Regions from separate parts of the Homo sapiens genome. Here all the other regions are linked to region 1. The links are chromatin contacts, found by Hi-C or POLR2A ChIA-PET in ENCODE. All regions are on one chromosome and are shown on one strand. The core of a region is the stretch at or near the end of the contact, and the rest is flanking DNA. Distances in the headings are between cores, read along the strand shown.

Evidence for each region. A loop is a pair of places that touch in the nucleus more often than their neighbours do. ChIA-PET counts read pairs that join two places held with the same protein, here RNA polymerase II (POLR2A). Pooled maps may share reads with other maps.
Region 2: a loop to region 1 is called in a map of ascending aorta, with 5 times the contacts of the local background. The contact joins the promoter of PPP1R3E here to the promoter of RNASE4 in region 1. A Hi-C loop is called at or near these places in 1 of 168 maps with a recorded cell type or tissue (ascending aorta), 3 of 37 single-sample maps with no recorded cell type and 19 of 50 pooled maps. POLR2A ChIA-PET finds 5 or more read pairs at or near these places in 1 of 52 experiments (CD4-positive, alpha-beta T cell).
Region 3: a loop to region 1 is called in a pooled map, with 7 times the contacts of the local background. The contact joins the promoter of MRPL52 here to the promoter of RNASE4 in region 1. A Hi-C loop is called at or near these places in 1 of 168 maps with a recorded cell type or tissue (ascending aorta) and 10 of 50 pooled maps. POLR2A ChIA-PET finds 5 or more read pairs at or near these places in 1 of 52 experiments (H1).

The regions. Positions count from the first base shown.
Region 1 is chr14:20,682,706-20,686,296 of GRCh38, forward strand. It overlaps RNASE4 (ribonuclease A family member 4), which reads left to right and starts at 1,855. Exons shown (of 2, transcript NM_002937.5): 1 at 1,855-2,053. TRY-GTA5-5 (tRNA-Tyr (anticodon GTA) 5-5) reads left to right here and starts at 568; the gene lies at 568-656. It overlaps TRP-TGG3-2 (tRNA-Pro (anticodon TGG) 3-2), which reads left to right and starts at 1,311; the gene lies at 1,311-1,382. It also overlaps a transcript of ANG not described here. RefSeq lists enhancers at 237-546, 747-936, 1,077-1,206, 2,007-2,146 and silencers at 1,337-1,386, 1,657-1,776.
Region 2 is chr14:23,301,199-23,304,789 of GRCh38, forward strand. PPP1R3E (protein phosphatase 1 regulatory subunit 3E) reads right to left here and starts at 1,661. Exons shown (of 5, transcript NM_001276318.2): 1 at 962-1,661; 2 at 100-660. The coding sequence starts at 1,378. The coding sequence ends at 238. RefSeq lists an enhancer at 108-297 and silencers at 358-787, 798-857, 938-1,447.
Region 3 is chr14:22,828,331-22,831,921 of GRCh38, forward strand. MRPL52 (mitochondrial ribosomal protein L52) reads left to right here and starts at 1,557. Exons shown (of 5, transcript NM_180982.3): 1 at 1,557-1,610; 2 at 1,723-1,780; 3 at 1,857-1,924. The coding sequence starts at 1,583. RefSeq lists an enhancer at 1,461-1,540.

The DNA of each region.
Region 1 (3,591 bases), core at 605-3,104:
CCCTAGTGCCAAAAATGTTGGGGACCACTGCTCCATTCCACACCCTCTCCCTCCCGTGTCTGTGGACGTGTAAGCGGAAGAGCCGAGATTGGGAGGGAAGCGCAGGAAGTGAGGACATCAGGGAGCCCGGGCCTAAGCCTGGAGGCCCGCCCTCTCCGGCGTTCACAGTTGCGCAGTCAGAATTGTGTGCGTCCCACCGCCTCAGCCCCCAGTTCTCCGACGCCCAGGTGCCGGTCCCCACCCTACACACAAACACACGCATCCACGCTCGCGAGGCCCCTGGGTCCGCGCCCAGTGAGGCCAACAGCCCTCGGGCGCCCAGAGGATGAGCAGCCTCGGTATGCCCGAGTTTCAGGGGCGCCTGCTCTGCTTGGGAGCCCCTCAGTGAGGCAGGGGAATCCAGATTTAGAAAGGTTGTCCTCAGAACCTCGGACGCAGGACTGTCTTACAAGCTGGCTTTGTGACTCTGCAGTAATTACTTTCCGGGTATAAAGAGATTTCTTTCTTTCCCGTCTCTGGTTAAGGATGTCTCGAGTAGGGATTTTTAGGAGAGTTGTTTCCGTGCTTCCTTCGATAGCTCAGCTGGTAGAGCGGAGGACTGTAGTACTTAATGTGTGGTCATCCTTAGGTCGCTGGTTCGATTCCGGCTCGAAGGAGACGCTGCTGTTTTGGGGTTTACGGTTGCTCTTCGTTTGTGCAAAAAATCTCTGTATCTTGACGTGATCAAATCTGTTTCTGTCTCTCACCCTTGTCCGAAGGAAACAGCTTAGCCGCGAGGTGGGCTGCGTTAATCGCGTCTTGAAAAGTTGGTTACCTTTCTGAAAGATAGTAGACCCGAATCGTCCCACCGTTGGGGGAAGGCACTGTTGTCTTACCGAAGTGTGTTATATTTTGGCTTCTACGTTAAGTCCAAAGGCCGGCAGATATATACGTATCGCGCGTCTGTCCTGGGGCTCAGTACCCTACAGCCTTGCAACCGAGCTCAGCTCTGGCCCTCGATCTCTATTTCAGCCCCCTCCAGGTTCCCTCCAGGCCCTAGCGGGCTTAAATCGCTCCCCGGGCTCAGTGAGACACAAGCATGTGACCTAAAGTCTAAAAAGCTGCCTTCCTTCACCCCATCCTGCATCTGGATCGAGGAGAATAAGCCAGAGAATAAGCCACACTTGAAACTTGGTGAAGATGGAAGGAATAACTAAATAAGGCCTAAGGGAAATGTCACAACAGAGGAAAAGAAACAAAACAAAAAACCTTCAGAACAGCAGGCGGAAAAGAGAAATTCAGAGTGATAGGAAGCACCACTCAGCTACAGTGGCTCGTTGGTCTAGGGGTATGATTCTCGCTTTGGGTGCGAGAGGTCCCGGGTTCAAATCCCGGACGAGCCCTCGTGGCTACTGTTTTTCCACCCCCTTTTGTCAACTACTGAAAAAAAGTCTCCGTTAAATTTGAAACACAAACTGTCTCGCGATGGGCTGTCCTGCCAAAGAAAGCAGCAGCGAATAAGTACGTGGCAGATGGTGCTGTCGACCAGTGTCAAGACCAAGTTTCATGGGTTCCTGGACGCTCAGCCAGGGGTAGTCTCTGAAGGGCCGCCTGGCAATTGGGAGCAGAAGCCAGTTTCCCGCCATCTGCTCTCCGTGGAGGCAGTGCTCTCGCGGCTGCTGCCCGTTGGGGTCCAGCTGAGGAAGGAGCGCGGATCCCAGGCTCGTTCTTTGCCTGGGCTGCCCCTGCGGCCCCTGGGGCGGGTGCTGCTGCGGCGCCAGCTCCAAGGGCGGATCCAGGCGGGAGGGGCCTCCTCGGAGAAGCGGGGCGCGGTCCCAACTACGCAGAGGCTGGCACGCCGACCCTCCACACCTCACCACGCCCCCATCTCCGTCCGTGTACACACACTCACACAAGGACGCCAACCCCACCTAGATGCAAAGCAGGATTCAAAAGAACATCTTTGCGTTTTCTACCGGCTCCCCATCATCGTACTAGGGAGGAAGAAGCGGGTGAGAAACAAAACTTCTTTCCATTGTCCTGCCCGTTTCTGCGGACTTGTTCTGAGGCCGAGGTAGGTTCACACTCCTGCTCCTCCTCCTCCTCTCTGGTAGCTTCATAAGGGGCGTTTAGGCCGGGGAGTCCTTTCCTAGTAGAGGCAGCTTGGGACTCCTTGGGGAGGAGTTTGCGGGACGGGGCTGGAGAGGGAGGAATGGGGAGGGACGTGAAAGTCCCGTATTTGTATGAGTTAACGACTTTACATTCCCACTCAGGTTTACTTTGCGCAGCTGGGCACAGATGCCAGCTTCTATTGATTAGTAGGCTTGGAGGGGGACCACAGAATCGCCGAACCTAAGGGAAGCCCTAGGAGGCCTGCACTTGCCCACAACTAAGAAAGCTTTGCTAGTTATTCAGGCTAATCACCAGCTTTTTGAAGCAGGCCTTAGTTTTTTGCAAGCGTAACTAACATTTGGGGATCGGTGTTTTCTGTTTACTCTCCTCTGCCTCCTCACCCTTAACCCACCCTCAGCCAGTGTTGTGCAATTCTTAGAGACACTTGCCAACAGCCTCTTCTCTAAGCCTTCCTACTGGAAGGTTGGGATCCTCCGTTTTCTCGCTCTGAGACAGCACGTCAAATGCTAATAGCAGCACATGAGTAAAGCGCAACATCTTTATTAAAACAATTTCAGCACCACTCAGGGGGCTAGGGAAATCTCAGATGAGCCAAGACCCTCCCTCGTGACAGTAAAAATCTTATAATCAAGTCATAATGTAATCAGTAGAAACCCAAGGGACATCATTATCTGTGGCACAGGACCACCTTCCCAGAAGCAGCCTCAGGTATTCAAGACTTACTTAACCACAGAGCCACTAACAAGTTTTGCAAGAGGATAGGTTTATTACATACGCTTCAATTCAAGCAATTCTTTTACTGATGACAAGCAGAGTAAAATAATTTTTGAATTTATGGTAATAGTCAATGTAGGTTTCCTTCGAACAGCAACTTTCAGTGGCCCCTTTAAAGTTAGCTCTGATTGTCTAGAAAGTACTAGTATGGAATATAAAAGTTGTGTGGGCCCGGCACGGTGGCTCATGCCTGTAATCCCAGCACTTTGGGAGGCCGAGGTGGGTGCATCACAAGATCAGGAGTTCGAGACCAGCCTGGCCAAGATGGTGAAACCTCGTCTCTACTAAAAATACAAAAATTAGCCGGGCACGGTGGTGAGCACCTGTAACCCCAGCTACTCGGGAGGCTGAGACAGGAGACTCTCTTGAACCTGGGAGGCGGAGGTTACAGTGAACAGAGATTGCGTCACTGCACTCTAGCCTGGGTGACAGAGCAAGACTCCGTCTTAAAAAAAAAAAAAAAAAAAATTGTGTGGTGCATTGGAAAGCTTCCAGGCCGGCGAATGCAATGAGTTCCTTGGGCAATACATGTCTCTTTCTCTGTTCCTCAGTTGGCTCTTCTTTAATATGAGGGGTGGACAGAGTCTCAGAGGCCCCTCCCACTCTTGTTCTATGACTCCATGGAGTGGTACGATGTTAGTAACAGGACATGAGGCACTCTAGTAATGTGGAGATGAACTATCGTTTGGCAGAGAGGATGGAAAA
Region 2 (3,591 bases), core at 411-2,910, 2.6 Mb after region 1:
CAACCAGCTTTTAACACCCGGATCTCCCGGAGCTTCTTTGGTTCCGCTCACTCCCCCCGCCCCCACGCCCCCACGCCCCCACGCCCCTGATTTCCCCACCCTTTTCGCCCTCCCCGGCTTGACTCCCTTGGACCGCTCCCGCCAATCCTGGTCTCTCCTACTCCTCCCCGCCACATCGGGTCGCCCCGCCCCCGGGTGCCTTTGGTGTTTTCCGCCGTCGGCCGCAGGCGCCTCGTCTCAGATAAAGTGGATCCAGCCCTGCGGCTCCGGAGCTCCGCCACTGCCCGGGTGCTCGGGCCCACGTAGAGCATAGTCACGGCCGCCGTTGTTGTCCCAGAACTCGTGACCTGTCACACGGTAGCGCAAGGCGAAGAGCAGGGCGCCCCCAATCGGCGGCGCGGGCAGGCGGAAGGCGAAGCGGTCGGCGCGCGGCGGGGGCGGGGCCGGACCGGCGTAGGCGGCTGGCGCCTCGCGTTGGCTCCGCCAGCCGTCGGCGCTCCAGCGCACGCTCACGCGCTTCTCGTAGGCCAGGTCCACCACGCGCGCGCTCCCGGCCACGCCCAGCGGGCCCGCCTCGGCGCGTTCCAGGCAGATGCGCTGCGTCAGCAAGCGGGCGGCGAAGCCGGGCTCGCTGGCCGGCTCCAGGGCGGCGCGCGCCTCCTGGGGGAAAGAAGAAGCGGGAGGAGGGAGCCCAGGGCGGAGAGAGGGGAGAGACAGGGGGCGGTGTCAGAGCAAGGCACTGGACCAATCAGAGGCCGACCCCGGCGTCCAGGCCGGCAGAGTGCGGCCCAGCTGCCAGGGTGGCCTAGAGCCACTCGCAGATGGGGTCCCCAAAAGGGATGGGCAGGCGCAAGCCCAGGGATGGGATGGAGATGGGTGCTCTTTGGCAAATCCACTCCCACAAGCCCGCTGCGGCCGACTGGAGGAGGTCCCCAGGAGGGGAGGTGCCCCCGCCGCCTACCTGGAGGCCGCGGGCGCGGGGCTGGCAGGGCGCGAAGTGGCGGAGGGCGTCCCTCTGCAATTGGATCTGCACGTGGCGGGGCACCCGGGGCAGCTCACCGGGACGGAAGCGGCGCACGACAGCCAGCTCCAACCCCAGTGCGTCGGCGAAACGCACTCTCTTGCGGGTGTCTGGGCTACGGCTGCGGGGCGCCCGGGCCCCGCCGCCTCCGGCTGGTGCAGATCGGGCCCGGCGGCCCCGACTCGGTGCGTGAGCGCGGGATCGGGCCCCGAACCGCGTCCCGCCCTCGCCTGGCTCCTCCTCCGGCTCCTCCTCGAGGCTGGGCCGCTGGCTACGGTAGTAGGCGCGCTCCGTTAGCGCGGCGATGAAGCTCAGGTTGCGGGGAATGTCGGTGCCCGGGGGCCGCTCACGGGACATGGCAGCCCCTTCCCCGGCGGGGCCAGCTCGCAGCGCCACCGCGCTCCCCTCTCTTCCTCTCTCCCGCCCGCCCCGCGTCAGCGCAGAAGTCGCTGGGTCCGCTTCTGCAGCCCCTCGCTGCTGTGTATTCTCCTTGCAGACACCTCCAGGATCCTCCACCTCCCGTTGCTTTGCCTCTCCTCTGTGACCACCCTTCCCTCCCTCTGGCCGTCAGCTTCCAGGGTCTTAGACTATCACATCCTGCCTCCTGCTAGCGGTCTGCTCTGAGCGTGCGCTCAACTGCACTCACCCTCCGGTTCCAAGGCCCTCACGGCCCGGGCGCCCCCGCCCACAGCCCTCTGACAGGTGGCTCCGCTTGTCTTCGCTGCTGCACCAGGGGGCGGGGACTCCACCTTTGCGGTCCCGAGTGAAGCTACTCAACCTTTTAAAAAAAACATCCACGGACGGGACGCGATGGCTCACGCCTCAAATCCCAGCACTTTGGGAGGCCGAGGTGGGAGGATCGCTTGAAGCCTGGAGTTCAAGACCAGCCTGGGCGTCATAGTGAGACCCCTGATCTCTACAATAATAATAATAATAAAATGTAAAAAGTCCTCAACTTTTCCGGCACAGCACAGGAAAGGTTAACGCCGGGAAGAAAAAATAACCTTTCATTTTCTTGCAGGGGAAGGTTCAAAACGCCCAGCATGTGACTTTATCTTTGGGGTTCACTGTTTTCTTTTCTGAAACCTAGGCTCCTGGTTTGGGCAGGGGGTGGTGGTGCGTGCAAAGAAGGAAAGGTCATGAAAGCTAGGTAGAGTCTTTCAAATAGAAGGTGAGAATATGGCACCCGAACTGAGAACTGCAGGAAGACCTAGCTTCTAGTGACCTTGAGCAAGCAAGGCATAACTTCTCTGGAGTCAGTGTTCTCGTGTGTGTGTGTGTGTGTGTGTGTGTGTGAGTGTGAGATGGAGTCTCGCTCTGTCGCCCAGGCTGGAGTGCAGTGGCGTGATCTCGGCTCACTGCAACTTCTGCCTCCCCGGTTCAAGCGGTTTTCCTGCCTCAGCCTCCTGAGTAGCTGGGATTACAGGCGTCCACCACCACGCCCGGCTAATTTTTGTATTTTTAGTAGACACGGGGTTTCACCATCTTGGCCAGGCTGGTCTTGAACTCCTGATCTCAGGTGATCTGCCCGCCTCGGCCTCCCAAAGTGCTGGGATTACAGGTGTGAGCCACCCCTGAACTCAGAGCCATACTCTGAACTCAGTGTTCTTATCTGTAAAAAAGTGGTGGAGTTCTGATTTCTAATCCAAGTGTAAGCCCTTTGAGGGCAGGGGCTTTGTCTGATTCATGGTGAGTTTTAGTATATGGTAGGCACTCAAATTATTGAATGAACAAGCACCCAACAACTCTCTTGGAGTTGGGACTGTGGAATTATAGGTCCAGTGGGAGCTTCCAAGAAGGGCAGAGCTGGCTTTTTCCCCTTTCATTTTTTTTTTTTAACATTAGTGAAAAAAAAAAGTGAAGTTGTTTTTAGTTTTTTTCTAACTTTCCTACTGATCTAATATAGCACTTACAATGTGCTAGGTACTGTTGTAAGGGTTTTACAAATACTAACCCATGTAATACAACCATCAGAGGAATAGAGACTATTATGTCTAGTTTAAAGATGAGAGAATTGAGGGAGAGAGGGGAGAGGACTCTTACCCAGGGTCACATAGTTAATAATTGGGGAGGTGGGATTAGGACCTAAACAGTTTAGCTCTAGAGTCCACGCTCTTACCCGCTTGGTTATATAAGATTAAAACATTTAACAATAATAGTTAACATCCTCAGAGTGTTAAAAGAGGGAATATTAGAGTAGAAATGAAGTCTCTAAATTTAAAGCAGCAGGATAGTTTAACTGTAAAACCACAAGTGACTAAGTTGAAAATAAACCATGAGACACATGTTATCTTATTATTATACAATTCATTCCTGTTTACATGCATTCGCACTAGTATTGACTGTAGCAATACTAGTTAGCTAGGACTCATTTTTAAAGCAATATTGACTTTTTAAATTTTACACGTATATAGAATGCATGGATGTATTCTCTTCGTATCATTATATGTGATACAATATATACAATGTATATATTGTATATGCATATACAATATAATATATATAATGCATATAAATTAATGTCTAATAAATCATACATTAATTTATGTTACAATCAAGCTGGCCCAGGA
Region 3 (3,591 bases), core at 307-2,806, 2.1 Mb after region 1:
AGGTAGTCAGAATATGCATCTGTCTCTGTGAGTAGACAGATGACTTTGGATAGAATTGGAGGCAGATTTGCCCTGAGTGGTTCCCAGGTTCTCAGCTTGAAGAGGACCAAGATATTTTCCCTTCACACCTGGCAGACAGTTAATGGGCTCTTTTGTAGGAGTTTCAGGATTTATAAAGCACTTTCACTCACATTATCACTTTTAGATCGTTTTCACAAATGTAACATATTAAGCATTTTTAAAATTAAAAAATGAAGGATAAATGACTTCTCCAAGACAGTACTGAATAGCAAGTGATAAAAGGAGGGGAGTCGCCAATCAGGGTTTGCCACTTTCTAGTACCTACCTCACAGGGTTGTTGCAAGGATAATATTAAGCAATGTGCGGTGGTAGCACTTATAAAAATGGAATGTCACATCTTAGCTCCAATACAATACCCCTTTCTCAGGAAAGTCATCTTTGATGGTCTACTGTAGATCAAGTTCACACTATAAACTCACAAACAACATGTATTTCCTTTCCCAGCACTCAATGACAATATTCATGTATGTCATCATTTGATTGTCTGTTTTTTTTTTTTTAGTTGGAGTTTCACTCTTCTTGCCCAGACTGGAGTACAATGGCGCAATCTTGGATCACCACAACCTCTGCCTCCCGGGTTCAAGCAATTCTCCTGCCTCAGCCTCCCGAGTAGCTGGGATTACAGGCATGTGCCACCATGCCTGGCTAATTTTGTATTTTTAGTAGAGACAGGGTTTCTCCATGTTGGTCAGGCTGGTCTCGAACTCCCAACCTCAGGTGATCCGCCAGCCTCAGCCTCCCAAAGTGCTGGGATTACAAGTGTGAGCCACTGCACCTGGCCTGTCTTGTTTCTTTTATACCGAGAGCTCTATCAGGATATTGATGTCTGGTTTTGTTCTCCATAAAATCTACGCCTAATACAGCACTTATCACACAGAATTTTTTTTGAGACAAGGTCTCGCTCTGTTACCCAGACTGGAGTGCAGTGGCATGATCTCTGCTTACTGCAGCCTTCGGCCTCCCAGGCTCAAGCCATCCTCCCACCTCAGCCTCCCAAGTAGCTGGGACCACAGGCATGCGCCACCACACCCAGCTAATTTTTCATTTTTTTGTAGAGAGGGAGTTTCGCCATGTTGCCCAGGCTGGCCCAATTTCCGATTAACTCTAGATTTGATTACTTTTCTTAGTCTAGGAAAACTGTGTTACAGTGATGCGAGGATCTGTAGAATGACGTGGATGTTACCCCTGAGATCAAAGTTACTATTAATATCAATTTCAATGAACTAGAGACCGCTGTAGGGAGGTTGTGGGAACTGTTCAGAACGGCTTAATCTGGGAGGACACGACTTCCACTGAGAATGCATGCGCTGAACGACAATTCGTTTTCACCTCAAAAACCTGTACTGCAGTTTTGTCTCTCCTTCCGTACGATGACCCAAGATGGCGGAGCCGTGATTGAAAACCCAGATTCAAGATGGCGACTTCCTGCTTCCCCGATAGCGTCGCGCGTGGCCACCGAGGCCACGCCTACTTCCGGCTACCCCGGCTACTCCTGCTCAGCATGGCTGCTTTAGGGACTGTTCTCTTCAGTGAGTGGGTATAGATAGGGACCGTGGACTCGGGGGCCCTTTGGGGACGGGCACAGGACCCCTGATCCGGCTGCGCGGCCTCTCCCCCAACTCTGCTCTGTTCTCCCAGCAGGTGTCCGGAGGCTGCACTGCAGCGTAGCCGCTTGGGCGGGCGGCCAGTGGCGACTACAGTGAGTCCTGGGATGAGGGCACCTGGGGGACCAGAAGCTGGGCTAGGTCCTCACAGATCTGTTTTTCTCCACACAGGCAGGGACTGGCTGCCAACCCCTCCGGCTACGGGCCCCTTACCGAGCTCCCAGACTGGTCATATGCGGGTAAGCGCTGATCTGGCAGTTAACTCCACTGGGGAGATTTTCACCTAGAGGGAACGCCCCTGGACGGGGAGCTGGGGGTATCAAGGTGGGGGCGTGTAAAAGTGTTTAACTTTTTATTTGGAAAACGGAATTTGGGGAAAGAAACCCTCTTGTTTATTTTGTAGATTGCATTTCGACTAAGGAAGGTAAAGCTAAACAGGATCTTGGCTTGTGGAGATAAGCAGAAGATAATTCTGACTTGGGGCCGCCAGGGTGGAAGGGGGTGACAAGACTTCTGCGTTTTTCAAAGGGGGACATTTTTTTTTAACCAAGAACCACTTTTCTCTGTGGTTAGTGAATTTTCAGTATTTGGTACCAAATGCAGGGAGAGCTCTTTGAAAAGCTGCAGAAATAAGCGTCTCAGAGGGGTAGAAGGATGAAGACTATGGATGGCAGGCTCCCTTCAGAAAATTCTTTTACCTTTACTTACAAAAGAGAGAGGGAGGGAGAATAAATATTAGCCCTAGAAGGGAGAACCTTAGAGAAGTTGAAGCTACTCCCCATTCTCCTTATGAGACTCCAGTGTACAAGTAGGAAATTTGAGGCCTACAGAAGTGAATTGCACATGATCATACAGCTAGGTAGTAGCAAATCCAGGACTAGAACATAGGCCAGTCCTCCTTGACAACACAGAGATCTGAATATTTAATACCCTATTGTTGCTCTCTAGGGGTATGATCCTGCTTAATTGGATAATTGGTGACTGAGGAAGATGGTGAAGATTTTTTCTACTTGTTATTTACTGTAAGAAGCCTGGCATCTCCTTGTAGTAGTATGGACTATTGGAAAGACTCTGGAATTACATATGACTGCTTTTTTTTTTTTTTTTTTTTTTTTGAGATGGGGTCTTGCCCTGTCACCCAGGCTGAAGTGCAGTGGCATGATCATCGCTCACTGCAGCCTTGATCTCCTGGGCTCAAGCAGTCCTCCCACCTCAGCCCCCCAAGTAGGTGGGACCACAGGCACACACCACCATTCCTGGCTAATTTTTTTTTTTAACTTTTAGTAGAGACAGGCTCTTGCTATGTTGCCCAAGCTGGTCTTGTACTCCTTAGCTCAAGTGATCCACTTCAGCCTCCCAAAGTGCTGGGATTACAGGCATGAGCCACCACGCCCAGCCTATGGACCTTATTCTTAATCCAGGCTTCCCTTCTCGCTAAGTTTGTGGTCTTGGACAAATTACTTAATTTTATCTTAGTCTCAGTTTCCATATCTGTAAAAGAATACCTATCTCATGTGGTTCTTTTAAGGATAAAATGAAACAACCAATGTAAAGCATGTGGCATACACAATATTGGTTCCCCTTCCTGGTAAATAACACCTCTTCTCTGTCTTGCCTTCAAACTTTTGGGCAGAGTTTTCACTCTGTTTCTTTCTTTGCGGAAAGTAAACTACTTGGGTTAGATACTGCATCTTTTCAGCAAGTCAGCAGGTATTTATGGATTTTTATTAACATGCTTATGTGTCTACACTATACTGTGAATAGCAAAAGCTAGCAACACAGTCCCTGACCCAAAGAACTTAAAGTCTAACTGGGACAAAGCATGGACTTTTTAAAAATTAAGTAATAGTATTCAGGGCCATGCATCTACAGTTCCAGATACTCGGGAGGCTGAGGCAGGAGAATC